Linked DNA regions of Homo sapiens: all the other regions are linked to region 3. Evidence: chromatin loops called from intact Hi-C (ENCODE). Cell type or tissue: gastrocnemius medialis. All regions are shown on one strand. Each heading gives the region's core, and the rest is flanking DNA. Links, peaks and the distances in the headings are about the cores only. Region 1 overlaps KANSL1 (KAT8 regulatory NSL complex subunit 1). Region 2 overlaps KANSL1 (KAT8 regulatory NSL complex subunit 1). Region 3 holds the start of LOC107985027 (a long non-coding RNA gene).

Evidence for each region. Hi-C counts contacts between places; a loop is a spot of excess contacts. Peaks named below come from ENCODE experiments on the same cell type or tissue, not always from the same donor. Only the 100,000 strongest peaks of a DNase experiment are listed, where the experiment ranks them.
Region 1: a loop joins it to region 3, with 1.8 times the contacts of the local background. A loop is called at or near these places in 6 of 110 quality-filtered maps.
Region 2: it touches region 3 in a loop (2.3-fold over the local background); 25 of 110 quality-filtered maps call a loop at or near these places.

The regions. Positions count from the first base shown.
Region 1 is chr17:46,054,885-46,066,017 of GRCh38, forward strand. The region is part of intron 6 of KANSL1 (KAT8 regulatory NSL complex subunit 1); the gene reads right to left. Among named protein-coding and RNA genes, the nearest start is that of STH, 61 kb to the left of the region's middle. In gastrocnemius medialis, for the core only: a CTCF peak has its summit at 6,796; a DNase peak (open chromatin) is centred at 8,587; H3K27ac peaks cover 7,408 bases.
Region 2 is chr17:46,104,076-46,113,629 of GRCh38, forward strand. The region is part of intron 2 of KANSL1 (KAT8 regulatory NSL complex subunit 1); the gene reads right to left. Among named protein-coding and RNA genes, the nearest start is that of KANSL1, 85 kb to the right of the region's middle. In gastrocnemius medialis, for the core only: no CTCF peak of the experiment used is centred there; a DNase peak (open chromatin) is centred at 4,946; H3K4me3 peaks cover 370 bases; H3K27ac peaks cover 4,884 bases.
Region 3 is chr17:46,156,321-46,167,453 of GRCh38, forward strand. The region is part of intron 2 of KANSL1 (KAT8 regulatory NSL complex subunit 1); the gene reads right to left. It overlaps LOC107985027 (a long non-coding RNA gene), which reads right to left and starts at 6,150. Exons shown (of 2, transcript XR_001752923.1): 1 at 5,147-6,150. In gastrocnemius medialis, for the core only: no CTCF peak of the experiment used is centred there; no DNase peak of the experiment used is centred there; H3K27ac peaks cover 5,748 bases.

The DNA.
Region 1 (11,133 bases), core at 1,992-9,991, 100 kb before region 3:
CTGTCGCCCAGGCTGGAGTGCAGTGGTGGGATCTCAGCTCACTGCAAGCTCCGCCTCCTAGCTTCATGCCATTCTCCTATCTCAGCCTCCCGAGTAGCTGGGACTATAGGCGCCCGCCACAACACCTGACTAATGTTTGTATTTTTTGTAGAGACAGGGTTTCACGGTGTTAGCCAGGATGGTCTCGATCTCCTGACCTCGTGATCCGCCTGCCTCAGCTTCCCAAAGTGCTGGGATTACAGACGTGAGCCACCGTGTCCGGCCCAAAGTAAGTTTTATTTAGAAATACAAGTGAAAGGCCAGGCGCGGTGGCTCACGCCTGTATTCCCAGCACTTTGGGAAGCCAAGGCAGGTGGATCACCTGAGGTTAGGAGTTCAAGACCAGCCTGACCAACATGGTGAAACCTCGTCTCTACTAAAAATACAAAAAATTAGCCGGGCATGGTGGCGGGCGCCTGTAATCCCAGCTACTCGGGAGGCTGAGGCAGAAGAATCGCTTGAACCCAGGAGGCAGACGTTACAGTGAGCTGAGATCGCACCACTGCACTCCAGCCTGGGCGACAAGAGCAAAACTCCCTCTCAAAAAAAAAAAAAAGTGAAAAAAGATTATATTCTTGACTGTAACAACAAAAAATGCCCTGGAATAAGTTTAACAAGAAATTTAAGCACAAAGCTTAAAGATATTGATATTCTACAAATTAATGCAGAATCTTAATAGACTTGAGGGGGGAGGGGAGACAAGGCAAAGGGGATTTAAACAAATAATCTAAAAGATACAACTGAAAGAATGTAAGGAACCATTCCCCAAAATTTCTGATAAGCAAAAATACAGGGGAGTGATCTGGCCTATTACATGTTTTATAGTTACAGTAATTAAAATAATCTGCCCTCGGTTAAGAAACAGAAAATTTAAATAAAAACAAAAATTGACCAAAGTATATATGACAGTTTATTGTTTAACTAAAATAATACTTTTAAATCAGTTTAAAAAAACAAAAGGAGGTATTACTTTTTCAACAAATGAATCAGGAAAACCAAGAGGTCATACAGAAGAAAACGGCTGCATTTCTGCCTCACACCAAAATTAATTCTAAATAAAGATTTATTCATTTTCATTTTATTTTATTTTTTTGATACAGAGTCTCGCTCTGTTGCCCAGGCTAGAGTGCAATGGTGCGATCTCGGCTCACTGCAACCTCCATCTCCGGGTTCAAGTGATTCTCCTGCCTTAGCCTCCCAAGTAGGTGGGATTACAGGCACCCACCACCAAGCCTGGCTAATTTCTGTATTTTTAGTAGAGACGGGGGTTTCGCCATGCTGGCAAGGTTGGTCTCAAACTCCTGACCTCAGGTAATCCACCCACCTTGGCCTCCCAAAGTGCTAGAATAACAAGTGTGAGCCACCGTGCCTGGCCCCAAATAAAGATTTAAATATAAAAACAAATATTATACTCAAATCTAAAAAAAAAAAAATTGTGAAGCAATATATAGTGGTTAACAGTATGAGCTGTGGAGCCAGACTGCCTGGGTTTGAACCTTGACTCCGCCACTTACTAGCTGTGTGGCCTTAAGACAAGTTACTGTGTCTTCATCTTTACTAACAGGAGAGTACCTGATAGAGTTGTTTTAAAGATAAATAACTCACAACAGTATCTGGCTCTCGACTCTTAATCACTTTTGTAAAACCGTAAGTATAGCTACTGATAGAACATTTACCATCAAACTTGATAGAACATTTACCATCAAAGATCTTGATTTCAAAATTCTAGCTTCTTAACACTGTATAATATGATCATTGATAAGTCACATGACATCCTTAAATTTTCTCACTTGTTAAAAAGGACTAATAATACCAATTTCATGGGAGTGTAGGAAAGATCAAATGACTCTGTAACTGTTAAAACATTACACAAATGTTAGCTAAATTAGTATACCGCATGATTTCTCAACAGCTGGCACTTCTTTGTTGTGGGGCACAGTCCTGTGCACTGTAGATATCTAGCAGCATCTCTGTCCTCATGGTGCATGTGCCTCCCTACTCCCCCAATTTGTGAAAATGAGTAATTACTACAGATATTGCCAAATGTCTCCTGTGAGGACAAAATCACTGAGAACCATGAGGTTCAAATTACGGTCATCCCGTCTAGAAAAATTCAAAGCACAGGCTCCCATTAAATATTAGTGGTGAGTCACAGTAAACATAAGACTCAGTAAAAAAGGAAAACAAAAAAAATAAAAATTAATAGTAAGAACAAAGCTCTCAAAGACTATTGTCAAGAACAAGCCTGAAGAGAGCTTCCCCTACCAAAGATCAGATAACGTTAGCATCATAAAGAAAAGACTACAATGGCTTGAAATACCTCAAATATGTTTCAATCAATGACTCACAGCCCCTTCATGAAAAACTTCAGTGACTGTCCTTAGAGGATAGTAGAAAACTAATTTGTTATTTTGAAAATTGGTAAATAAAAAAAAACAACAAATCATGCTTTCTTCTGTACAAACTGTACCTCAGGGTAAACAAATAGTTGAAAAGGACAATTTTCCCTTTATAAACATATTCTATCTAGCTAATAAAAGAAAAACAGAAATGATACAAGTAGAATATCACCATTCTTCAGCTTCCAATTTAACAATGGGTCCAGGCAATGATCACCAGTGGTTGATAACAAACAGTTTAGTCATTACGTGTCTTCTGATACAAGCATAAGGCGGCCACCTTGTGTTTTCTCACGAAACTAAAACTGGACTTATTCACGTTTCTACTAGTTTTCAAGAAAAACAAGGGACAGAAAAACATCACTGTTTTTTAAATGCACTAAAAATAAGATGGATTAATAAATGGAAGGATGATTGTATGCTAAAATGTTAGTGGTAGAACCTAGGGAGTAGCTACATAGGTGTTCACTGTAAAATTCATTCAACTTCGTATCTGAATAATTTCATAACAAAATTTGGAAAAGAAAACAGTGACACCACAGGACTTCTGCTTCTAGCAGAGTAATAGTGATCAGATTTACCTTTCAGTCATAAACCAGAAAACTGGACAACAGGCAGTATAACACTGAGAAATAAATGGGGTGGTCTCTAAGACTGCCCTGGTTTTCCGTCTGGAAGTACATTCTAGACTGCAGGGCAGGGAGAGGATCTGAAGCAGAGTATAATAGCTTCACTGAGTTGAGGAAGCAAATTCTCACTAGATCAGAATTCAGAGACTAAGGAAACTGAAAATTGCAAGGCAAAATTCTTGAGAGGAGGAAGCTTTACAGAAAAAGAGCCCCAGAAATCTTCATAAGATCCCCCTGAGTGTTTGCTAAATATTAAAAGGTGCATGTAAAGGGTGAAACTATCAGGCCAGGCAAGAGCAACTAGGCAGCTGTGAGCTGAAATGGTTTCCACAGCTAACACAAGCCTGAGAGGCTTTTAAACTGTGACCAGCCAAAGTTGCATAGAGAATTCAAGACAGAAGATCCTGCTTTAGTTGTGGAGCTAGACTACTAAGGTGGCCAACTCCTCACCTGACCTAACAAATGACAAGGAATTTACCTGCCAGCAAAACAAAGCCTCTTTAAAGGAAGATGGCACAATCCACATGCTACAAGCAGGGAAAATTATTAATTGGATTTTCAGCTTAAAACATAAATAAAACATTGTTAGATATGCCAAGAGGCAAGAAAATACTACTATAGGGATAAAATTTTTAAAAGAAAGTAGGCTGTGGGAAACTAAGGTATCAGATAAATGAAGTTTTCTCAACAAATAAATCACCTATATGGATAGCTTGTATCAAACCAACACTCTCACTAATTGGAAAAGCCAGATTTAAAACACACACACACACACACACACACACACACACACTCTCTCTCTCTCTCTCTCTCTCTCTCTCTCTCTCTCTCTCTCTCTCTCAAAACATAAGAAAAATGCTGACATAATGACAATATTGAAAGCTAAGATTCCAGAGAGGAAAAGAACCTGGCCAACATGGCGAAAACCCATCTCTACTAAAAACACAAAAATTAGCTAGGCATGGTGGCACGTGTCTGTAATCTCAGCTACTTGCTGAGGCAGGAGAATCGCTTGAACCTGGGAGATGGAGGTTTCAGTGAGCCAAGGATGTGCCACTGCACTCCAGCCTGGGCAACAGAGCGAGACTCCATCTCGGAAAAAAAAAAAAAGAAAGAAAGAAAAAAAAAAGAGCAGAGCTTTTGGTACTCTTGTAGGGCTGAATGGATAACACTAGAGACTTGAAATGTCAAATTATCAATAAAAAGAGGACAGGGAACTAAGCATGACACACTTCCAAGTACCACCCTCCCAAAGAAAAAGCTGAAGTTGTGAATGGTAGGAGGCTACAAAGCTAAGTGGAAAGTCTCTGAAAAGGGCAGAGATGTTTCTGGCAGTCTCGTGAGGAGACTAGAATTAGATCTCAGGATATGCTAAGAGGAAAGGAGGCTGGGCACAGTGGCTCACACCTGTAATCCCAGCACTTTGGGAGGCTGAGGCGGGCAGACCACCTAAGGTCAGGAGTTCGAAACCAGCTTGGCCAACATGGTGAAACCCCGTCTCTACTAAAAATACAAAAATTAGCTGGGCATGGTAGCACGCGCCTGTAGTCCCAGCTACTTGGAAGGCTGAGGCAGGAAGGAGAATCATATGAACCCGGGAGGCAGACGTTGCAGTGAGCCAAGATCATGCCATTGCACTTCAGCCTGGGTGACAGAGCGAGGCGAGGCTCTGACTCCAAAAAAAAAAAAAAAAAAAAGAGAGAGAGAGAGAGAGAAAAGGAAACTGATCAACACATGTTCTCAGCTGGAACTAAGAGAGAGAAACAGACTGTTATCTTTTTGAGACAGAGTCTAGCTCTGCTGCCCAGACTGGAGTGCAGTAGCTTGATCTTGACTCACTGCAACCTCTGCCTCCCAGCTTCAAACCATTCACCTGCCTCAGCCACCTGTGTAGCTGCCACCACAGCTGGCTTTTTTATTTTTGAGATGAAGAGATTGCACCACTGCACTCCAGCCTGGCGACAGAGCGAGACTCCATCTTGGGGGAGGGGAGGGGGACAAAAAACAAACAACAACAACAAAAAATCAGCCTGTGCAACACAGTGAGACCTGCATCTCAATAAAATAATGAGATAAAATACTTGATACACGAAGAAATTCCCACGTTCCCTTAATTAATACTGCAATGCTATCAATTCTCTTTGAAGGAATTCCCAAGAAATACTCAATTTAATACTTATGAAGGAATTAATACCAAAGTAAAACTCTATTCACCATTTTCTGTTAATCATAGCATATTCGTCCAAAACACTAAAAGAATTCTTTTGGCTCAAGGACAGGTTATAATCATTTGCTTTTGCTTTGCATTTGATATTCGTTATCTAACTCATCCACTGTTAACATGTGGAAAGATTTTCAAAGGTTTGGCAACTCTATCACAATCAAGCATATCCCACAACTGGCTCTTGAAGATCCATCAGAGTGAAGAAACAAAACGTGTAAGCTTCTATTTTATCTCAGTCTTTCAAAATTTATTTTGTATGTGTTTTATAATGTATATATAAAACACCGTCATAACAGTTTAGAGGTAACTGTTCCAAGCACAGAGTGATTTCTGAGTATTCTTTTAGTAGCTTTATGTCCTAAGGTACAATTTTCTACATGGCATGCTTGCTCCTTTCCAAATGTCTAACTAGTATGAAAAAGTTGGTTGGGCCTCCAAGGTCTATTGCACTCTGTCAAGGAAGAACGTATCAAATTATTAACTTTTAATACTGACTCATATTCTAGTTCATTAGTCCTCAACCATGGTGTCATGAAACTGGATTTAAATAGGTGGAATCAAAACTAGGAGGCCTAGAATCATATATTAACACCTTTATTTACCCTGATGTCTACAGGAAACCTGGTCATAGCCATGAGAGAATGCCCTGTACAAAAATGTCACTCTTCAAGTGTGATACAATGGGAAGAAGAGGAGGACTACTCGGAATTCTATGGAAGCCAGCTTTAAAATTTGGCCCAGAGCAATCCCCCCTATGACAACAAGGACTACAAAATTCTAAAATGATGCCAGTACACTGCCAATTTGTTAGGAAATTGCTACTTTTTAAAAAATTGAAAGAAATGCTATTAAGGGCAATAAAAATTTCAAGGGTATGTTAGTAATAAATGTAGCCATTACCTATTCTACTGGTTATTAGTACAAAAAAACCCAGCCTTTTCAACCATTCATTTCCAAACACTGATGGTTTCCACTGCCAGACTATACACAAGTTTCTAATGGTCCACAGTAAATTGAGAATGAGAACAATGCAGTAAATTATTAATAAAACTACATTCTTTTCTTTTTTAAAAAAATACTATTTGTCTTATGGTTTAATTATAAACATAATTTTACTTAAAAAATAAAAAGCAACCTTATTTGAAAATTGGCTGGTACCAATTTTATTTTAATAACTTTATTGATCTGAAATCTTAGTACGTTTAGGTTAAGTTATAAACACCTACTTCACTTAGGCACTGGGCCAGGAAAAGAACATAATGGCATATAAGAACTTTCCACTGGAGTGCTTCTTCATTCACTTAGATAATTACTAACATCCACCATACTAGACCCCTAAAGTGATGAAACACACAATAAATAGCAATATAGGCTATTCAGTAATTACAACTAGTAATTCCGTCATTTTATAATAAAATTATGATTTAGGAAGTACTCCATGTTCTCCATGAGCCTTACTCTGATATTCACTTACCACACCCTAGTGGTTATTCCTTAGATTACATTTAAAATATTCCACATTCAGAGTTGTAGAGGCCTTAGACTATTATCTCCTCCAGGATTACTACTGTTAGTCTGTCTTTCCACCTCCAGTCTCTTGTGCCAATCCATCCCAAACATAATAGTTACAGATTGGCCGGGCGCGGTGGCTCACGCCTGTAATCCCAGCACTTTGGGAGGCCAAGGCGGATGGATCAGCTGAAGTCAGGAGTTCGAGACCAGCCTGGCCAACATGGTGAAACCTTGTCTCTACTAAAAATACAAATATTAGCCAGGCGTCGTCGTGGGTGCCTGTGATCCCAGCTACTCAGGAGGCTGAGGCAGGAAAATTGCTTGAACCCGGGAGGCGGAGGCTGCAGTGAGCTGAGATTGTGCCATTGCACTCCAGCCTGGGTGACAGATCAAGACTCCGACTCAAAAAAAAAAAAAAAAAACAAACAAACAAAAAAAAAAAAAAAACATGTTACAGCAGATTTACCTCCCCCAAAATAGCTTACAACACTTCTCTGCTCAAAAATTTAAAACTTATAGACTGAAACCCAAATCATCAGTTTGGGCATTCAAGGCTTCCTATTTATTTACTGATAGATCTCATTTCTCTTTATTCCCAACGAGTTTAACTTACTGAACACTTTGTTTTAGTCATTGATTTTAAGAAGTACAAGTGATATAACAACAGCTTTTTTTTTTTTTTTTTTTTTTTAGATGGACTCTCACTCTCTCACCAGGCTGGAGTGCTGTGGCGAGATCTCAGCTCACTGCAACCTCTGACTTCTTGGTTCAAGCGATTCTCCTGCCCCAGCCTCTCGAGTAGCTGGGATTACAGGCACGTGCCACCACGCCCAGCTAATTTTTGTATTTTTAGTAGAGATGGGGTTTCATCATGTTGGCCAGGGTGGTCTTGATCTCCTGACCTCATGATCTGCCCCACCTTGGCCTCCCAAAGTGCTGGGATTACAGGCATGAGCCACTGTGCCTGGCCAGCCTTTTTAAGGGCAAAAGAGTTACTGCACTAAACGTGCATCTCAATTTTAAGATATATTCCAGCCATAATTCAACTAAGCTGATAGCCCTTTAAAAACACAGTAATTGGGCTGGGTGTGGTGGCTCACGCCTGTAATCCCAGCACTTTGGGAGGCCGAGGCGGGTGGATCACTTGAGGTCAGGAGTTCGAGACCAGTCTGGCCAACACGGTGAAACCTCATCTCTACTAAAAATACAAAAAATAGCTGGGCGTGGTGGCGTATGCCTGTAACCCCAGCTACTCGGGAGAATGAGGCAGGAGAATCGCTTGAACCCGGGAGGAGGAGGTTGCAGTGAGCCGAGATCGCACCATTGCACTCCAGCCTGAGCAACAGAGCAAGACTCCATCTCAAAGAAAAAACAAAACAAAACAAAACCTCAATGAGTTCCCTCAAGTATGTTTTATTTGGTTCTGGAATGCAGTAGAGATCATTTAAGATGCAGGTAAGGAAAAAATATTAATCACTTGCTTTGTGTGTTCTGTACTCTGTACTCACAATAACTGTGAACTCACTGTCATGTAACAATATTAGAACATAATTTACCTGTTAACTTCTTTGCTGTCATTAGAAAGTAAGCTCCATGAAGATAAGGGCTTTGTTTTCCTTACCAATGCAACCTGGCTGCCCTGAATAATACGGTGGGCATTCAAAAATGCTGTTGAATAAATCTGTCTGGAAAACCGAGCAATTCAAGATGACAGAAGACAAGATGCTTGCTCATCAGCAAATACCACTGAGGTCATGTCATGAGTGAGGAGCCATGTGAGACACAGAAAGCAACCTAGACAGAAGGAATGGGGTGTGTCTCTAACTCTGGAAGAACTCCAGCTTTCTGCTAGATCTAGTACATGGTATATTTCCCAAAGTCAACTAATTTCTCTGTCTTATTTTTCATGCAGCTTACTTTTGTGTCAGGATGATTCTGTTTTAGAAAGTGGCATTGGAACAAAAGGATATTTAGTTTTATGCCTATCTCTTGCCTAAGCTACCTTTTATAATTTTATATGTACATTCAAAACTACATTCGTTCTTAGGCATGGATCAGAAGAAGGTTGGCTACTTCACATATTAAAAAACAAAATCCAGGAGGCCACCACATACTTCAGAAAATTTTTATACGACTCCTGATGTCATGCCATAGTGGCTGGTAAACTGCCAAAACAGAGGAAGGGTGCTTTATTTTCATGAGGTGGCGGTTTTTTTTTTTTTTTTAAAATGTAAAAGCATTCTGTGTTAAATTCATCAAGGAATTGACAAAAAGCTATTTTCCTACACTTGACAGTAATATACTGTTTTCTGACATTCCTGTTATCAACTCCTCTGAAAATCTTTTAGAGATATACGACTATTAGTAAAAAAAAAAAAAAAAAACAAAAAAAAACTGAGACTGAAATGTCAATATGAAAACCCTGCCAAATACCTTATTCTTATCTATTTCTGCTATTTTGATATTTCAGGTAGAGTCCGAGGAATAGACAGGAAGAAATGGTATCGCCTGACAGTCAATTCTACAATTCTTTTCTTTAAAGAGAACATGGCAAACTTACACAGTACAACTGCATACTAGAATAAAACAAGGAAAGTACTGAAAATTCACCATGCAAATACTAATTGTTCCAGCAATTCTCTCATCTCCCTTATTTGTCATTAGCAAATATGTTGCTAGTGGCTCTCTTAAGAAAAATTCCCATTCTCTGCTCTCTTTTACAGCAACATTCTTTGAAAATGTTATCTACAATGGTTCCCTCAATTCCTTCTGTGGCCTTGTCTCCTGAAACCACTCCAACCATGCTTTAATTCACCTTTCTCCCTCTACCAAAACTGCTCACCAATGTCTGCAACAACCCCACCCCACTAAATTCAATGGTCTCAATTCTCAGCCTTCATCTTACTGATCCTGTCTGTAACAACTGACACAGACAATCCCTCCTCCTCCTCCCTCTCCAAAACACTTTCTCCCCTTGCCTTTCACATACCACACTCTCTTGGTTTTTCTTCTACTTTATTCGTCACTCCCTTCCCAATCCTTTCCTCATCTTTCACAGGAATGAGGAGGAATACCTAAGCTCTGGAATACATCAAAGGGCTAATCCATATACCTCTTCTTTATCTGAGCTCTCCAGCACTCTCTATTCCCTCCTCTATTGCATTTCTCTCTCCAGGATTTTTTTTAATTAATTAATTTTTTATTATTATTATACTTTAAGTTTTAGGGTACATGTGCACAACGTGCAGGTTAGTTACATATGTATACGTGTGTTTTTTTTGTTTGTTTTTTTGTTTTTTTAAAAGACAGAGTCTCAATCACTCTGTCATCCAGGCTGGAGTGCAGTGGCACAACCATGGTTCACTGCAGTGTCAACCTGGTGGGCTCAAATGATCCTCCCGCCTCAGCCTCCTGAGCAAATGGACTACACACGCTCGCCCACAGCAGGCTTTTTTTTTTTTTAAAGATATGGGGTCTCACTATGTTGCCCAGACTGGTCTCAAACTCCTGAACGCAAGTGATCCTCCTTCCTCAGCCTCCCAAAGTGCCAGGATTACAGGTATGAGCCACTGTGCCTAGCCTCTCTCCAAGATTTAATGCTATAGGACACACTGCAGAGTTCATTTATTATTTTCTTTCTCTTAACAACTAGAATATTTCATAGGGTAAGCACTTTTGTCTGTTTTGTTTAGTGTTGTATACCCAGTGACTAGACAGATTTAGCTCGTTGCAGGAAGCCAATAAATATTTGTTGAAAGAATGAATGAACAACAACAAAAGTGGTAACAATAACAGCCACTTTGTACGAGGAACTTATCAACCAGACATCCCAATAAGCATGTTACATATATTTCATTGAACCCTCAAACAACCCTATGAGATCTCTGAGGCTTTGGAGAGGAGTGGAAGTCAGGGTGGTTAACATGCACCAAATTACCAAACTACTAAGTGGTAGTACCATGATTCAAACCCAAGGTTATCATCTTCAAAGATAATGCTCTTAATTCCTGCACAGTACCAATTTTACTGGAATATTATTATCTCATTAGTTTTGGAATAAAGGCAACTGCTATTTGAAGAGTCAGCAATCTAAAATTCCCTACAGTTGTGAATTAATCTCCATTTCCTTTGTGAAGACAAACTTTTTTTTAGTAATATCAATTTAAAAACTTTAGTGAAGATTCCTTTTTTTCTCAGGCAGGGTCTCACTCTGTCACCCAAGCTTAAGTACAGTGGCACAAATACAGCTCAAAGCAGCCTCAACCTTATGGGTTCAAGCAATCCTGCCTCGGCCTCCTGAATAGCTGGGACTACAGGTGTGCACCACCAT
Region 2 (9,554 bases), core at 1,555-9,554, 52 kb before region 3:
TTTTCTGTAGGTCAGCTGATAAATTTTTTTTGTACATTAAATTTTTACATGTTTAAGATTGAGATATGTTTTAAAATACACTCAATCTTTTAAAAATCATTTAAGGTACTTTAAACTCCTTTCAATACCCGTCAGTCAGATTTTTCATCAAACATGGTAAACATATACATATTATATACTCTGCCTAGCACAATAAAAGAAATGTAATTGTTTGTCATACCCTATGCAAATTTCCAACCAGAAAATACCCAGAAGCATCTTCTAACACTAAAACCCACGTCTCTCCAGGAAAGTTTTTCCTTGTGCATCGTACCTCACAATTCACTCTTTGTCCTCTTCAAGCTTAGTTGGATCCTCTTATTTTGTTATTTGTATGTGCTATTATTTCCAAGTCATGTCATATATATAACTGGTCTCCAACTAGATTATCCATGCCTCCTTATGGGAACTACCATGTGTTTTAACTGTAAGACAATTTTTAATGATGTCTGTGCACATGTAGTTTACAAGTAAATTTGCAAAAAATATAAACAATATGAGAGAGTTTTAGCTGATGCCTTATCCTGTTTAATTCTCAAATGTTTATATTTTAAAAACACTTAACTGAAGTATTCTAATGGAGGAAAAAATGGCATGACAAAGAAGTATGGAAATGGCTTACAGTTCTTGACTGGCTGTAGGACTGAACATGGAATTTGAGCATGAAGATTTTGAGCAAAATACTAGGCTACTTACTGTGTCTTTTTTCTTTTTTTTTTAGACAAAGTTTTGTTCTTATCGCCTAGGCTGGAGTGCAATGGTGCGATCTCGGCTCACTGCAACCTCTGCTTCCCAGGTTCAAGCGAATCTCCTGCCTCAGCCTCCCAAGTAGCTGGGATTACAGGTGCCCGTCACCACGCCTCGCTAATTTTTTGTATTTTTAGTAGAAACAAGGTTTCACTTGGACAGGCTGGTCTCAAACTCCTGACCTCAGGTGATCCACCCACCTCGGCTTCCCAAAGTGCTGGAATTACAGGCGTGAGCAACCGCACATGGCCTACTGTGTCTTCTTTAGAGAATAAGACTGTTATGTTTCAAGAATAAAGCAAATGACAAATAGTGAAAGGCTCTCAGTTATTCAAAGTACTGCCATTCCAGAGCAGCTCCTCCAGAGTGAATTAATTTTCTGTCTACTTTTCTTCCTTTCAAAAGTTAAACTGAGGTTAGAATGTTCAAATTCTGTATGTGATACTAATTTCTCTTTCAAAGAGATTGCTTGAGGCCGAGCATGGTGGCTCAGGCCTGTAATCCCAGCACTTTGGGAGGCTGAGGCGGGCAGATGACTTGAGGTCAGGAGTTCAAGACCAGCCTGACCAACATGGTGAAACCCCGTCTCTACTAAAAATACGAAAATTAGTAGGGAATGTGGTGGGTGCCTGTAATTCCAGCTACTTGGGAGGCTGAGGCAGAAGAATTACTTGAACCCTAGAGACAGACGCTGCAGTGAGTGAGATCACGCCATTGCACTCCAGACCAGGTGACAAGAGTGAAACCCTGTCTCAAAAAAACAAAAACAAAAAACCCCAAAATGATCACTCGAGCTCAGGACTTCGAGACCAGCCTGGGCAACAGGTGAAACCCCATGTCTCTACAAAAAAATACAAAAATTAGCCGGGAATGGTGGTGCAAGCCTAAGGTCCCAGCTACTCAGTAGGCTGAGGAGGGAGGATCGCTTGAGCCTGGGAGGTCAAGGCTGCAGTGAGTCGAGACTGCGCCACTGTACTCCAGCCTGGGCAGCACAGCAAGACCTTCACACACACACACACACACACACACACAGAGCAAGGCCTTGACACACACACACACACACACACACACACACACACACACACACCCCCCCAGAAGGGTGAAGGAGCAGAAAAGTACAGTGTATTGAGGCAGGGTCCCCCTTTCATCCCTACTACCCCAGTCCCACATATTCCACAGGGAGAACTTGCCTCCGGCTATCTCTAGAAGAATGAGAGAATTTTAATACTAAATCCAACAGAAAAACATCTTCTTTCTCACTTTGAAAATACGGTTTATTGGAAAAGAGTATGGTGTCTGGAGTCAGTGAACACTGAGTTCCAAATCCTGGCCCCACCACTTAGCTAGCTATTATCATTGAGCCCCCAGTCAGCTACTGAGAAATCAAACAAGTTCCAACGCACAATCTCCAGGAATAATGCTCCAACTTTAGTAAGTCTAAGAATTGCCTGAGAGAGTTAAGTCTCACGTACCTTTATGAAGAAAAAGCCTCTTAGTTATTATGTAAGATATCTATGAGACCATACTTTTTTTGTTTTGTTTTGTTTTTGAGATGGAGTCTCGCTCTTTCGCCCAGGCTGGAGTACAGTGGTGCGATCTCGGCTCACTGCAACCTCTGCCTCACGGGTTCAAGCAATTCTCCTGCCTCAGCCTCCCGAGTAGCTGGGATTACAGGCGTCCACCACCACACCTGGCTAATTTTTGTATTTTTAGTAGAGACGGGGTTTCACCATGTTGGCCAGGCTGGTCTCAAACTCCTGACCTCAGGTGATCTACCCACCTCGGTCTCCCAAAGTGCTGGGAATACAGGTGTGAGCCAATGCGCCCAGCTGAGACCATATTTTCAGAAATAGTCCTTAAAGACACTGAGGTTTAGCAACAGAACCCATCTTCAAGAAAATGAGTTGAACCAAAAATTAATTTGTTAATAAACTTACCAGTTCTTAAAAATAAATGTGGTAAAAAGGAACAAAACAAACAAAAAAGTGAATAAATAGAAGAAACCCTGGTACAGGCAAGGTGGTGTAGACTCTATTCTTTCTCCCAGCTCATCCCTGTTCTAAGCACAATTATAAATCCTGCAAATAACACAAGAGGCAATCAAAGGAAAACTCTGAAAGATAGAAAAGGGAAGGCAAACTAGTTAAAGGCCCCAGGACTAAAGGAACAACACAGTGACAAAAGCATCTAATAAACACTATCCAACCGAAAGAAGGTAACCCAAGTTTGGCATTTCCTGGCTTCCAAGAGAGCAACAAAGAGCATCTCAGACAGGCTCATTCCCTGCCTCCATATAAGGGAAGTATTTCCTTCAATACCAGGGAAGCACTGCAGCAACAGCAAGGGGGATGGATCAGGAGGTCTGCTAATAATAGGAAGCCAGAGGAAACGTTATTGCCCCATTTCTCTATTTCTTTTTACGGCAAATACTCATTATTCTAATTTGTCTCTTCTCACTGTTTCTTTAACACAGGGTTTCAACCCACTATTGCACCAAAGCTGCTGGTCAAGGTCACCAATGACCTCCACTGTACTAAATCCAATTTCCACATTTCAGTCCTTACCACCCTTGATCCATCACCAGTATCCAACAAAGGTGAGTACTCCCTCCTTCAAATACTTTCTCCACTTCTCTTTCAAGACATACTAACCTGGCTTTTCTATTGTCTTTTTGAATTCCTTGTAAGACTGCATATGCGAAATCACTAAATCTTCTTTCCTATACTTCCTTTCTAGGTGATCTTACCCAAACTCATGGCTTTAAGTATCCAACTATGTTTCTGACTCCCAAATTCCTACCTCGAGCTGAAATCGCTCCCCTCAACTCCAGATTCCTGTTTCTACCTGCCTACTCAACACTTCTATTTGAATGTCTAAAAAGTGTCTCAAACTTTACATGATCAAAATGAAGTTGATACTTTCCCCTCCCCAACTCCTATATGCCATCCCAAACCTGCTTCAACTAGATGGATCTGTTCAGGTCAAAAACCTCCATGTAATCCTTAATTTCAACCCCCCACCACCTCTATCTCTCTCATAAACACACTCAATTGGCAAATCTTATTGGCACTGTCTTCAAATATATCCAGTATTCAGCCACTTCTTGCCACTTCATTGTTAGTACTTTGGTTGAATCTTTCTAGATGAGTCCAAGAGCCTCTAAATGGGCTTCTAGCTCTCACCCTTGACCACTTTCAGGATATTATCATGAACATAGCAGCCAGCCTAATATTGTATAAAAGGATAAGTTCGATCATGTCACTCCTCTACCCAAAACCTAGCCTAGTTGTTTACCATCTCTAAAAACCCAAGTCCTGACAACGACCCTGTAAGGCCTCAAACAGAGAGCCTCTATCACCCAATCCCTGCTACCTCTCTGGCCTCATCTCCTGTTCTCCTCCTGGCTCATTCCATTCCAGTCACTGCTGTTTGCTGAACATGTTAGGCAAGCTGTCACCCACAGGACCTTTTATTTGCTATTCCTAAAGCAGATATCCTCACTTTCTTCAGGTCATTTCCTTACATGACACTTTATTAAGGCTTTCCCTTAACTGTCCTATAAAATTGCAACCCCTCTCCAAATACCCCCTACACACCTTTCTTTCCCGCTTCCTGGCTTTATTAATAGAACCTTCATGAAAATTATTTTTAATTATCTATCTTTCTTACTGTCTGTTTCCCCCACTAGAATCATATCCGGAAAACAGAGATTTTTGTCTTGTTCACCATAATATCTCTGGGTGCTTGGAACAATGCCTAGCAAATGGCAGGTACTCAAATATTTGTTCAAAGGGAAGGAAGGAAGCAGGAAGAGAGAGGGAATGAGGGTAACAGGCTGGAACTATGATCCTAACTTTTCCTTACAAAAGATTAAAACCAAAGTAATTCCAGACTGAAGCTAACCCCTTTTCTCATCTGGTGCCAACAGACCTCATAAAACTAACTCTGGCCTCCTCATAAAACTAACTCTGGCCTCTAATGCTGAAAGCGAGTCAAGCAATTATAGTCCACACTCTTAGTCCAAGTATACACAAACCAGGGAAAATAAAGCTATATTACAAAGTGAAAACTACTAACAAGATATTTGAGAGCTCTTCTTTTTTTGGAGATAGGATCTTGCACTGTCACCCGGGCTGAAGGGCAGTGATGCAATCATAGCTCACTATAGCCTCAATCACCTGAGCTCAAGCAACCACTCTCACCTCAGTCTCTGCAGTAGCTGGGACCTCAGATGTGCACCACCACGCCCAGCTAATTTTATTTTTTCATAGAAATGGAGCCTCACGATGTTGCCCAGGCTGGTCTCAAACTCCTAGGCTCAGGTGATTCTCCTGCCTCAGCCTTCCAAAATGTTGGGATTACAGGTGTGAGCCACTGCACCCAGTCTAATCCCAACCATACACAACTTGAATGGAAACTTGCTGAGGGTACTATAGATGTTCCAGAGTAAAAACGTTTCCGCTTTTACACATGGTAAAATACAAAATTCTCACATCTCAATTTCTATGCTTTTGCAAACCACTTACTAACAGAATCGTGAATTATATGATACGTGTAAGATAGTTAAGTTTTATTGGCAGATTTCGATTCTGCCACATCAAATTGAAAAATATTCTGTCATGTTCATCATTATATATTATATAAATTTGCCTCCCTCAAAAACCACACCCCCACCAAAAAAAAACCCTTAAGAAATAATTTTTAATGACATAGACCTCAAAGGTTGAGCTAGTTTTCAGTTAAAGAATGACTGAGGGCACAAAGGTGGACATTTTTACCATCCTAAAAATTGGAAGATATCACTCCCAGGGTGGCTGTGTGATTTCAATGACATAACATTTTTAAAGTCTAGCATTCCATTATAAGTGCTCAGTAAATGGGAAGTTGCTGCTGCTCTTACAAGCTTCTGACTACCATACCTGGTTGAACTAACTCAGTTACCACAAGGTACTCTATGCCCTTACATCTAATGACAAATATTTGTTTTGAAAAACGTATACTCCTTAAACACACTTGAGAAACAGGAACCAGAGACCCAAGTACATTTTGTTCTGAATCAAATTCCAGCATGCACAGCAAAGTGCATGTAGAGGGGTGAGAGGGTGACTAGGGAGACTGCTTCAATGGGAGATTATTCTGCAGTAGTGCCTTAACTGTAGAACAGTGATGATGATAAACTCATCCTAAATTTAGGACTACTGACAGGAACAAGTGACCACAGTAACTGTTCATCTTAAGTCGTAAAAAGCTTTCTGGCAATACTCATCTTCAAAAAAACCTAGCATGTAGGAAAAATCTTTTATGTGTTTGAATAAGGGTAATATAGTTAAAGCTAAAGGCTTAGATTTTTAACTGGTCTAATGAGAGAAAGCACAGTAGTCATATAATAAGAAGGTTTATGTTTTACTTCATTTTACTAGTGTTTCCTCATGAGAATTAAGTAACAGAAATTATAGGAATCACAAATGAAGTGCTTACTCCATGCAAAACACTGGTCTGGCACATTACAGATATTAATTCACGAAATCCTCATTAAAACCCTGTCAAGTGGGTATTATGATCATCACTGCCCCATTTTTATAATAAGGAAACTAAGACAATAAGGCTAAGTAACTTGTCTAAGGTCACACCACTAACAAGCAGAGCCAAGACTTGACATAGGTGCTCTGGGCCAGAGTTTTTGTTAACAGTTGGAATATACAAATTTACAAGTATTACTGCCAAATCAATTTTCTCAAAAATAAGTCAAAGTGGAGGAAGGGGGGAGATGACCCTCTGAATTCACTAAGGTTCTGTGAAAAGATGCTGAAACAAATAAAAAGAGTATTTGATTGTCAAATATATGCTATTTAGAAATACTAATGGAAAAGAATACTGTGGGCAAGAAAAGAATCACAAGTATTTGTGCTGAGTTCTGAAAGGAGAGAAATAAGGTTGGGGTGGGAGGTGGGGAAAGCAGGTCAAGCATGGAATAGAGCATGAATAAAAATGCACAGTCAGAAAAGTAAAAAGCTATGTCCTAGATACAAAGCAGTAGTAATAGGTAGAAATAGTATTACAAAAACAGCAGTGTCACTAGGTATCAGGCACTCAATGCATAACTAAAGAGAACATAAAAATAATTAAAACTATAGTGAAACAAATAACAAGAACATGTCATATTCCTGGTTGTGATAACTACCTATCATAATTGTAGTTTTTTTCCCTTAAATTATTAAGTTGGAGCAGTTATTTTACGTCTGATGCATTTCTTAAGCGGTTTTAAAGAAGGGCATAGAATATGTGATGATAAATTTGACACAATAATTTGAGTTCATGTGAATGAGTGTTCAAACATTGCCAAGAAAACACTGAAAGATAATTTTTAAAGATGGAGTTTCGCTCTGTCGTCCAGGCTGGAGTGCGATGGCGTGATCTCGGCTTACTGCAACCTCCGCCTCCCGGGCAAGCCATTCTCCTGCCTCAGCCTCGCAGGTAGCTAGGACTACAGGCATGTGCTGCCAAGCCCAGCTAATTTTTTGTATTTTTAGTAGAGATAGGGTTTCACCATGTTGGCCAGGCTGGTCTCAAACTCCTGACCTCAGATGATCCCCCTGCCTCCACCTCCCAAAGTGCTGGGATTACAGGCATGATCCACCGTGCCCAACCGAAAGAGAATATTAAGGAAGACTCTGCCCAACCAATTATTAAAATTGCCATTATACAACAAGTATAATCAATAGATACGGATGGTATTTGAACTAGACTAGACAAAGAGATCAGCAGACCACAAAATACAACATATACATCCAAGTATACATGGCAACGTAATATGCAAAGATGACATCTCAATTCTCAGAAGAAAGAACATTGTATTTAATTGTTGATATTGATATAACCAACTACACATTTGGGAAGAAAGGAGAGGGAATTCCTATCTTACACTACACACAAAAATAAATCTAAAGTGTGTTAAAGACTTTAGCATAATCACTGCATTGGGAGGCATTCTTAAAGAACAGAAGAAAAGCAGAAACCAGAAAAGTTTATTTTTTGGAAAATTAATTAAAAATTCTCATGCTCTCTGATCCACTTTTCAAGATTCGATCCCACAGAAACGAGAGCACCAATACAATAATGTTTACTATCAAGGTAACTGAAAGCAACTGTATTTCCCAAAGGAGAATGGCTGAGTATATTATTGTACACCTCTATAGGGAGTGTTATATAATCATTAAGAATGAAGACAGGCACGGTGGCTCACACCTATAATCCCAGGGCTTTGGGAGCCCAAGGTGGGTGGATTGCCTGAGGTCAGGAGTTCAAGACCAGCCTGACCAACATGGTGAAACCCCATCTCTACTAAAAAATAAAAAAATTAGCCAGGCATGATGGGGTGCACCTGTAGTCCTAGCTACTCAGGAGGCTGAGGTAAGAAAATCGCTTGAACCCAGGAGGTGAAGGTTGCAGTGAGCCAAGATCAAGTCATTGCACTCCAGCCTGGGTGAAAAGAGTGAAACTCTGTCTCAAAAAAAAAAAAAAAAAAAAAAAAAAAGAATCCAGACCGGGAGTGGTGGCTCACGCTTGTAATCTCAGCCCTTTGGGAGGCTGAGGCGAGCGGATCACCTGAGGTCAGGAATTCGAGACCGGCGTGGCCAACATGGTGAAACCCCATCTCTACTAAAAATACAAAAATTAGCCGGACATGGTGGTGTGTGCCTGTAGTATCAGCTACTCAGGAGGCTGAGGTGGGAGAATCGCTTGAACCTGGGAGGCAGAGGTTGTAGTGAGCCAAGATCACACTACTGCATTCCATCCTGGGTGAGAGTGAGACATTGTCTCCAAAAAACAAAACAAAACAAAACAAAAAACTGGGCAGATAAATTTTTTTTTTTTTTGAGATGGAGTGTCACTCTTGTTGCCCAGGCTGGAGTGCAATGGCACAATCTTGGCTCACTACAACCTCCGCCTCCCAAGTTCAAGTGATTCTCCTGCCTTAGCCTCTCGAGTAGGTGGGATTACAGGCATGCGCCATCACGCCGGGCTAATTTTGTATTTTTGGTAGAGACAGGGTTTCTCCATGTTGGTCAGGGTGGTCTTGAACTCCCGACCTCAGGTGACCCGCCCACCTTGGCCTCCCAAAGTGTTGGGATTACAGGCGTGAGCCACCAGGCCCGGCCGGGACAGATAATTTTAGACATCAATTTAAGTGGGAAGAAGACTACAAAGAATACAAAGAAACTAGCAATGCCTGAAGACATTTTTTGTTGTCACAACTGGGGGTGGGGGGATGGTACTTGGTAGAGGCCAGAGATGCCGCTAACCATACTACAACACAGGACAGTTTCCTACAAGAAAATGTCAGTAGAGCTGACACTAAGAAACCTTGCTGTATATGAACCACTGATAAGAATAAAATCTTAGCTTTCCAAGGTCAATCTTGCCTTTTAGCCCCATCATGGCCCCACGTGTTTGCAGGTTCTTTGGCTAAGCCACCAAATAGCTGTTATGGTCTGTTAACAATCAAATGAATGGCAAGGGAGAAGTTTAAGCCATGACCCAGCATTTAAAAAATAATGGAAAAGAATACAACAGAAAACTAAGAGTATGCAGCATGCAGAGTATGTGGGGAAAGTAATTTTTGTTAAAGTTAGGCATATGCAAGCCTTTGTGTCTCTCAAATTTACCTGTAGGTATAAGTGGGGCAAACTGTTTATCGCACGGTAGATCATGCTCAAAGAAAGTCATTCAAGATACTCCTCAGTTCTCTCATCCAAAAAACTCATGAG
Region 3 (11,133 bases), core at 1,652-9,651:
TGGGCGACAGACCGAGATTCTGTCTCAAAAAAACATTAACAAAGAATACTCCAGATCATCCAGAAAGTCAGTATCTGATAGTGTTTATATGGAGAACTCCTGCACTGGAATGTAAACTCCTAACCCTAGATCCATCTCTTCTCAGGTCTTCCTATCACCTCAGCCTACAGCAGTCAATCCTTCCCTCTAACCACTCCCTCCTCCTAAGATTTCAGCATTTAATGCCTGTACCATGTATCTAATACTTAGTACACAATGCCTAATTCTTGTTTTTTAATTTTTATTTAAAATACTAAAACGAAACAGAGACGGGGTCTCGCTATGATGCCTATTCTGGTCTAGAACTCCCGGGCTCAAGGGATCCTCCCAAGGAACTCGGCCCACAATGTCTAATTCTAATGCTTCCTCTTTTACTTGAAAGTGGAGGGGAAGGCTGGGAGCAGTGGCTCACACCTGAAATCCCAGCTACTCAGGAGGCTGAGGCAGGAGAATCGCTTGAACCAGGGAGGTGGAGGTTGCACTGAGCTGAGATCACACCACTGTACGCCAGCCTGGGTGACAGAGTGAGACTCTATCTCCAAAAAAAAAAAAAAAAATCAGTCACATAAATTACTCATTGAAGACAGGAACCAAGTTTTCAATTCTTCTTAAGTGTTTTCATCATTCCTGATCTAACCACCAGAGAAGTGTTTCCTTGCCCTTTGGTGGCAAGGTTAATCTTGGTGATAAATGATCCTGAAAGGCTAGTCTCCAAATAATTAGAACCTTGAAAATGTTTATATTTTTCTCTGCTCGGAAAATTCTGGAACCCCTTTTCTAGGACTGCCACAAGGACACTTCTGACTATCCTCAATGATGACACATTTTAGTTTCCATTCAGATTACCAATTATGGTAACTCCCCTGATCACTGTTTAAGTACTACTTATTAAAGGAACAAACATTAAGCTATTGCTCTTGGAAGGCCAGCCTGCTAGGAAACACCCAAGAGCAATTCTGTACCTTATCCTTCCCTAAATTAGTCAGCCAATCTTACCATTCAAGGATGAAATTAAAGGCATTTATCTCATCTAGTAATACCATCAGTAAACCATGGAAGCTTAAATAATCTAACATTGCTTTGGACATTATGGAAATGACAACCTCAGCACCTAATAAAATGTAAAACCAAATATATACATATCATGTCAATGTCTTGAATGTACAATTACCTTGAAAATTTCAAAGTCACCTCACATTTCTCAACTCTTGGACCTGAGACCTGCTTACTATCAAGTTATCATTGAGAACAAATTAAGAATTCTCAATTGAGAGGTCACCTGTTGCACTAAGCAAACCGCCTGCAAATACTAAATTAGCTTTTCTACTTACACTATCAAGTCAAATTACTTCTGGTAATGCTTGAGTGTATTTGCATGAGATCAATTTCATATACAGTTGGGCAGAAGCAAAATGAGTCTTAAGCAAGCTTCATTCTGTTTTCATCTTACAAAGAAAAGACTGGCCTGTCCTCCCAGCCTTTTGAATAAGGATCTTGAAAAATTCACTACGCACAGGGTGTGCCCAAAGAATACTTGCTGGAAAAATATGCTGGGAGAGTGCCAATTTAAAAAGAAAAACATTTTCGCCCAGTTGGAAATCTAGAGAAAGAATAGTTGTAGCAATTCAGCTAAAAACTCTCAAGACCTGAAGAAAATTTTAGAAAAACCCCAGATCTTTTTGTTATTGGAGTAAAATTCTATGAAAGGCAACTAAATGAATCAATGAAGTATTCAACTATGCTAATTTTATGCACCTAAAAAGCAGTAACTGAAATTCTGCCTTTGACATTTGACGGTGCAAAAAGCACTAAGTACCTTATTTGTTCTACATAAATGAACTTTATAATCTGCAATAGTTTTTAAATCAACTGTTTCTGGGAAATAATGAAAGCATTTTATTTTCCTTTTTAAAAAAGCAAGAATAACAAAACTTCTTTATTGTTTTGCTTTTTGGGAGGAGGGGTTGGGGGAATTGGGATAAATTTTTGTTTTCCATTAGAGACTTTTTTTTTTTTTTTTGAGACAGTCTCGCTCAGTCGCCCAGCTGGAGTGCGGTGGCACGATCGATCTCGGCTCACTGCAACATCTGCCTCCCAGGTTCAAGTGATTCTTGCACCTCAGCCTTCCAAGTAGCTGGGATTACGGGCATGTGTCACCATGCCCAGCCAATTTTTGTATTTTTTGTTTTGTTTGTTTTTGAGACTGAGTCTCGCTCTATCGCCCAGGCTGGAGTGCAGTGGAGCAATCTCAGCTCACTGTAACCTCCACCACCTGGGTTCAAGTGATTCTCCTGCCTCAGCGTCCCGAGTAGCTGGGATTACAGGTGCCCGCCACCACACCCGGTTCATTTTTGTATTTTTAGTAGAGACGAGGTTTCACCATGTTGGCAAGGCTGGTCTCAAACTCCTGACCTCAAGCGATCTGCCTGCCTTGGCCTCACAAAGTGCTGGGATTACAGGCATAAGCCACCACACCCGGCCAAGAGACTTATTTCTGAAGCATAACACTCCAGCAATAGCTTGATTAAGCTAAAAAGATACCCATCTGTTACAGGCCTTTGTCTTCAGTCTCTCACTACAACACCCACCCCTTTCCAGGTCCACTCAGAACCTTACGCTCAGATTTTTTTTTCACTGCAATAAGTGAACACAACAAAAAATTACAGTTACTACAGGGACACACTGGTCCCAGGTTGCCTCATGAGAAAAGCAGGTGAGTAGGCCTGCTGGAGCTTTGCACTAACTCTATGGACCCTGTGGAAACTGCATGCAATGCAGGCTACATGGAGGGTCACCGGGCTGCTCACTATACCTCAGCAAAGCAAAAGGCCTGCCTATGCCTATGACAACAGCCTTTCCCATCACAGCCTGGTCCCACCACAAAACAACAAGCAATATTCTTCCAAAAAGTACAGTCCTAATTTTAAAAGTGAGGAACTCGAGCCTAGGTAGACAAAATGTAACAATTCTTAACAGTTGTCCAGAATTCTTTCTACTCTCTTACTCCCCTTTTAGTACTAATACCACAAATGCTAAGAAAAATAACCTCTAGTTCATCCTTCAAGTTTTCTGGTACTTGCCAAATCAATAAAAATAACATGTGAAATGTTAATCACAAACCACCTACTCAGACACTGAAATGACACAAATACAGACTAAGTAGATGAAAACCAATCAGGATAGTCCTCAACTATTCTTTCAATATCCTTTCAAGTTCTATGGTAACTAGATTTACCAGCAAGAGTTTTCTTGAGGAAAATACTAAACACAAAGCACATGCTTACAATTCACCTGTAAGCACAAGTTAAGAATAATGGAGAAAGAACATAAAATACCTTCATAACTCAAAAGAGCTCCTTTTCCAGCAACTGGGGAAATAGTTGTTTGGGGCTTTTCCACATAAGATATAAATCATCCCTTTCGAATGTCAAAAATGTTTAATTTAGCCATTTGATGGGGAAAAACCTTTAATAGTTCACTTCTCTAGAGTGTTTATTACAGTAAAGGAAAACTATTTAAACTTCCCACCATCCCTCCTGGTCAATGCTGGTGTCCACCCACGTACTGTGTGGTCAGAGAGCTGTCTAAAGGAGTTACAGCAAACAGCAAAGCTATGTGCCTTCAGGTTGCTCCATTTCTCAAAATAGAATCTTTTTTCTGCCCTCTCTCTATCAGTTCCAGGAGTTATCTTCTATTCAGAAGATAGAACATGTATGACCACAAGCAAATTATTTAACATATCTATAGTCTTGGGTCTCAACTGTAAAACAGGGTATCATCATCATATGGAAGATTTAAAGACAACAAACCTAAACCACCTAACATACAGAAAGGTGTGATCAATAAATACTAATTCCTTTCTTTTCTTCCTTTTTTAAAAAAAATAACTTCAACCACTTCCTAGATGTTAGTCTGCCCTAGCAAAATGTCCCTCCTCTACCCATCCAACTTTTTTTAAGACAAGGTCTCACTCTGCTGCTCACGCTGGAGTGCGGTGGTGCAATCTCGACTCACTGCAACCTCTACCTCCCAGGCTCAAAGCAATCCTCCTACCTCAGCCTCCCGTGTAAGCTGGGACTATAGGCGCATGCCACCACGCCTGGCTACTTTTTTTTGTAGAGAAGGGGTTTCGCCATGTTACCCAGGCTGCTCTAGAACTCCTGGGCTCAAGAGATCTGCCCGCCTTGGCCTCCCCAAGTGCTGGAATTACAGGAGAGAGGCATCACGCCCATATAACCCATCCAACTTCTACTCCACAAAAGAAAATGAGTAATTTTCTTTTACTCATATTGTAGGCTTAAGGATGTATCTGGTTAAGATACATATGGCCATTATACCTTTCCTCAAAAAATACGTATTACCAAATTAATGTATAATAGTCTTCTGAATATAAACATAAATGCCATTATTTTACATGATGGTTGGTAGACCTCTTTTCATCAACCAAATCTAATGAACAATTTGATTCTGTTTACACTAAAAAAGCTAGTGCTTATGCCCAGGAGATAGGTAAAGAGCCTAGATTATTATCTTGATCTCTTATTAGCTGTTTGACATTAAGTTACTTAAACTTTCCATTCTGCAGTTTGAGTCTGTAAAATTAAAATTATCTATCTCATTGTACTGTTGGAGGATTACATAAATTAATTTGTAAAAAGCTCTTTATAACTAAAGAGCTAAAAACAATTCAACAAATGTGGGCTATTATTTCTCTACCAGAATGTCTCAACTCTGTTGTCTGCTTAGGCAAAGTTGGTTAAAAACGTTGTTCCCAGCAGGGCACAGTGGCTCACACCTGTAATCCCAGCACTTTGGGAGGCCGAGGTGGGCTGATCACGAGGTCAGCAGATCGAGACCATCCTGGCTAACATGATGAAACCCCACCTCTACTAAAAAAAAAAAAAAAAAAAAAAAAAAATACAAAAAATTAGCCGGGTGTGGTGGCAGACGCCTGCAGTCCCAGCTACTTGGGAGGCTGAGGCAGGAGAATGGCGTGAACCTGGAAGTTGGAGCTTGCAGTGAGCCCAGGTCATGCCACTGCACTCCAGCCTGGGCGACAGAGCGAGACTCTGTCTCAAAAAAAAAAAAACCTTGTTTCCTAGCTCACCCAAATCAGTTCGGTCAAAATCCTCCTGGGTTCTCAGGTTTAAGACTAATTCAGTCCCAAAGGCCCTAAACTCTGCCACCCTGTTTCTTCCCAGGATACATCTCTTGTAAGTACCTGAGAAACAAACCGGAAATAGCAATTAAAGGGAGAGCAAGGAAATGGCACTACATATACAAGGGTATTCAATTCCCTGGCACATGCCCTCTATTCTTTTAGGCCTAAGTAAAACAACTTATAAGAACATGATTTTAAATGAACTATGACACCTCTCTCTAGTTGCCATTCCCCAATCTCCCCATTTCCCCCGCCCCCAAAACAATTTTCTCTACAATTCCTCTTACCTGAGTTCTGAATATAATCTACATGATTACTACAATGCTACTAAATAGGCTGCTAGAGCAAACCACAACATTCACAATTTAATAGCAAATTTTCAGTATATTCTGCTTGCAGAGCAGACCCTACAACTTTCATCAGGCTTAAAATAATTTCAAAGCAATTTTGTCTACCATGGTACAAGAAACCTTTCTTCACACTTATAGAAATATAAAATCAAACAGGACACAGTTGCCACAAAGCCTTAACTAATGAGAATCAAAACTGGTAAGATTTATTCTTATGTTTACTATATACTAAACCCCCTTGGTTTCAAATCTATATAAACTCAATGTTTTCTTTACATTGGATATGTAAGCATAATTTTCCCAGATGCACAATAGAAAATTGGAGAAAGATAATTCACTGGTAAACATGAAAGGGCATGACCTTAGGCATGAATTTCTACCCAGCTTGCAAAATAATCTAGTCCACTTTGGTCCATGTTTAGGGAGGTGGGGAAATGAATTAAAGTACCATCCATTTATAACAGAATGTGGACCCATGCTTTCCCTTTTCTAGTTAAAACTATTTGTTTTATCACACTGACAGAGCCTAATCGGGGGCTCTACAAAGGACACTCCAGGTATACCCAACAAAGGAAAATATTTAAATAAAAATTAATGAATGCCTACCTCATCTGCTCCTTCTCCATCTTGACATATCCATCCAATGTAGTTACCCCTGCCAAACAAAAATCTGGGAATCACCCATGGCACCTCTTCCCTTTTGCTCACCACATGCAATCAGCCACAAGCCCTCATCACCCCTACTTCCAATAACCAATTCTCTTAAATCTTTCCTGCCAAAGGCTGAGTCCACCATTCAGCTAACTGGTTAGCCTAAATTCACCTCTATTCCCCTTCTCCACACAAGCGGGGTCTGAAAAATACAAATCATGTAAGCCATGTCAATGGCTTCACAATAAAAATTTTAACTTTATATAATCAACAAGGCCATCTGTATGATCTGGCAACTAGCTACCTCTCTGGTCTCATTTCTCACTACTTGTAAAATACACTATACTTTGCTCTGTTCTTTGAGAGTCAAGCACCTTCCATTTCCAGGACCTTAGCATGTCTTGTTTCCTCAATGAGCAGCAAAGCCCCTTCTCACCCACCAATTCCTTCTTATCCTTCAGGTCTCAGCTTACATGTCACTTCCTTCAGAAGACTCACCATCACATCCCCATCACATGCTGCCTAGATATATCCAATATGCACCCTCAGATCACTCTGAACTTTGTTCCTGTAGCACCCACAACAATCATAAATATATCATCTATGTAATTACCCGCTTAAATATTAATCTCTCTCTAATCTATATTCCCCATGAGGGCAAGACAAGGATTGTATCTTTCTTAACCACTGGATCCCTAGCATCCCAGCATGTAGCAGGCATTCAATGTAGAGTTAATGAATGAATTAATCAAATCCAAACTCCTCCAATGAAGGTTTTCAGGTCTCTACAGAGCAACTCCTCCCCCATTTATAGAAGATTATTTGGAAGCTTATTTCCTCACTGTTTTTTATTTTTTCAGACACAGGGTCTCACTTTGTCGCCCATGCTGGAGTTTAGTGGCACAATCATAGCTTACCCAAGCCTTGAACTCCTAGGCTCAACCCATCTTCCTGTCTCAACTTCCTGAGAGCTGGGATTACAGGCTCAAGCTACTGCACCCAGCCATTTCCTCATTTTTAACACTTGCTGGAACTTGTAAGGAATACAGAAACCTTCATTTTTAAGACTCTAGTAAAGAACCTGGACTCTCATGAGCTCTTAAGATTATTTTGCAAACTGAGTACTGAAATGCTTCTGGTAACCATCTATTGCTGTAGTCAGCCAGGCTTAAAACTTCAATCACCTATGATGATCCCTCCCGTCATTGCCCCCACACATCACAGTTATTAAGTCCCATTCAATTTACCTCTACATCATTTCTGGAATTATCTCTTTTTCTTCTCACATTACATTTACCATCTGTACCTATAATACTATGTCTTCAACATATCCCATTCCCATGGTGCCACCAAAGCCCTATACCTTTCAACTTGTCTTCTCTGTGTGCCCTGTGCTTTCTGCCTATACTGACCTCTCAGTAGGTCACAATCAAAAGAAAACTGTCTATCAAAATCTTTGCCAACCTTCAAGGTTCATTTCTAACATCACTAAGTGCCAGGCACTGTTCTAAACATTCATCTTTGTCTTACTAAGTTCTTCACTCCCTTCACTCTTTAAACTTCTTGAGGATACAAACTTAGCTTATTCATCTGTTATCTCTTGTGTCTTACACATTTACTTACTCCATAAGTACTTATTATATGACTTTAACACTACCATAAAAGAGTACGTTCACTTCAGAGAACAAAAACAACAATCACAAGGTGGCAGAAAACACTATAGCAACTATATCTACGGTAAATGGGTAACACCCAAATTCCTGATGCCTAAGTTCCTTTCTTCAGAATCCCACAACAAGCACTAAGAATGATTTTCACTACCTACGTTTCTTCTCAGGAAAAAAATGAGAAGAGAATAGAAGAAAAAAACACAAGTTCCTACTTCTGCCACTTGACGTCATGTGCAGATTAGGAGAAAAGCCAAGGGGCATTAAATCAAAGGTGTTCAACAAATGAAAGTTTACTCAGCTCTGAAGTAAATTCTGTAAGAATACAATGAAATTATTCCCACATTTCTATCCCATACATCAAGAAATAAGATAATCACTTTAATGGACTATGAAAAGTAAATCAACCAAAGAAATGAATGAAGGCATTAGAAGAACCAAAGCTTTAAGTCACAAGTCAAGAAACCTGTTTTGTTTCAACTTATACCAGTGCTTTGCTGGGTTCTTTGCCTCAGCTTCCCCCAATGCAAAAAAATGGTGATGAGAATAGTTTCATTCATGTTATTTAAAGATAAACAGTCACATTTCAAAGTAGTTTGAGACCTAAAGGTCACGTAGGGTCAGCTCCCTCACTTTAATTAGAAAAATGGTTACATTAGTCCTATAGCTAGTTTTTAGCAGAAGAAGGGTTTAGCTGAGAAGACTTGGGTATCCTGGCTGATGTTCCTCCCAACCCACCACTTTATGAAATGATAAAGAGTAGAAAAATGATAGCCGGGTGTTTGGTGCATGCCTGTAGTCCCAGTTACTCCTGAGGCTGAGGCAGGAAGATCACTTGAACCTGGGAAGCAGAGACTGCAATGAGCTGACATCACGCCACTGCACTCCAGCCTGAGTGACAGAACAAGACTCTCTCTCAAATATATACATACATACAAACATACATAAAAAGTAAAAAATGACAAAGCAATTTGATTGCCACTTTGGCAACATCATCTGTGTATTCTTAATAAATTCAAGTAAGAGTTACTTTTTTTTATTTTTATTTTTACTTATTTATTTGAAATGGAGTCTCGCTCTGTCGCCCAGGCTGGAGTGCAGTGGTGCGATCTCGGCTCACTGCAAGCTCCACCTCCTGGGTTCTGGCCATTCTCCTGCCTCAGCCTCCCGAGTAGCTGGGACTACAGGGGACCGCCACCACGCCCGGCTAATTTTTTGAATTTTTAGTAGAGACGGCGTTTCACCGTGTTAGCCAGGATGGTCTCAATCTCCTGAACTCGTGATCCACCCACCTCAGCCTCCCAAAGTGCTGGGATTACAGGTATTTTTATTTTTTTTTTGAGACACAGTTTCACTCTGCCACCCAGGATGGAGTGCAGAGCTGAGATTTCAGCTCACTGCAACTCCTGCCTCCTGGGTTCAAGTGATTCTCGTGCTTCAACCTCCCAAGTAGCTGGGATTAAAGGCGTGCACCACCACGCCTGGCTAATTTTTGAATTTTTGGTAGAGACGGGGTTTCACCATGTTGGCCAGGCTGGTCTCCAACTCCTGACCTCAAGTGATCCACCCACCTTGGCCTCCCAAAGTGCTGGGATTACAGACATGAGCCACCAAGCCAGACCAAAAGCAACAATATAGAACATTCCAAAGTATCTAAAAAGCAAAACCTATAAACACACTAGTAATTCATTTTACCATGAGGTCTTCATAAACTCCAAGAGGATAAAATTCCCCAGGAGGGGCTAGGCACAGTGGCTCTCGCCTGTAATCCCAGCACTTCGGTAGGCCAAGGTGGGTGGATTACCTGAGGTCGGGAGTTCTGAGACCAGCCTGGGCCACATGGTGAAACCCCGTCTCTACTAAAAATACAAAAATTAGCCAGGCATGGTGGTGGGCGCCTGTAATCCCAGCTTACTCAGGAGGCTGAGGCAGAAGAATTGCTTGAGCCTGGGAGGTGGAGATTGCAGTGAGCCGAGATCATGCCACTGTAACTCTAGCCTGGGCGACAGAGTGAGACTCTGTCTCAAAAAAAAAAAAAAAGGGCTGGGCACAGTGACTTACACCTGTAATCCCAGCACTGTGGGAGGCCAAGGCGGGTAGATCACCTGAGGTCAGGAGTTCGAGACCAGCCTGAGCAACATGGCAAAACCCTGCCTCTACTAAAAGTACAAAAATTAGCCGGGCGTGGTGACAGGCACCTGTAATTCCAGCTACTCAGAAGGCTGAGGCAGCAGAATCACTTGAACCCGGGAGCCAGAGGTTGCAGTGAGCCAAGATCGCGCCACTGCACTCCAGCCTGGGCAACAAGAGCAACATTCGGTCTCCAAAAAAAAAAAAAATTCCTGAGGGTGAGAAAACTCACTGCAATCAAGACCATCCAAAATTCAAATAAGCGCTTTAGTGTCACTGAACTGCATCCATAGTCTATTTTTACCCAACCCTGATCTGAAACAGACTTCAGGAGACTATTAGACAAAACACAGGTTAGCATAAATTCAACCAGAAATAAAAACATGAAAATAGGGAAACAAAATGAAGCTATTAAAAAGGTACAAGCTTAGCTCTAAATTTCCAGATGTCAATAGGAAAAAAGAAACCTAGTGAACAATTACAGCACCCAGGTAATAAAAACAGACTAAAAGCTTAGACAAACATACAATTATTCTTGGCTGCACATCTTTCTCCCTGAGGTCTTTATAAAGAAGGCATTGCAGAATACAGAGAATATCCTCAACAATATTTCAGTAATCACAATGAAATGTTTTATGAGGTTATTTTTATACTGAACTTCAAGATAAGCCTAGAGTAACGGTTGGGAGAAAAAAAAGAAAAAAAAAATTTCGGGGACAGAGAGAAAAAAAGAAAGGAAAAAAAAAAAAACTTAGGAGAGAGAGACCTACATAATGTGGTCCAGGTACCCAGAACACTGCTGATTTAAGAGCACAATTAAGAGAATTTCTGGAAAAAAAATATTATTTTAACAAGTAGTTACTATATAGAAGTTTATAAGCACAGGACCCAGAAAATGAAAAGCAAATTTAGCAAAATGTGGAATGGGTCCAGGAATTAAACAAAATTGCAGGGAAAAAAAAACAACTCTAAGAGGGAAAAACAAAGAATATAAAAGAAAGAAGAGCAAGCACAACTCAGCAAGTACATTACATACATATGATAATTAAATGCTTTTATTTCTACATCTACAATTAAGAATTAAACATTAAGATATTTACGGAAGCATGCAGCTTCCTTCTTAATCCCATAATCA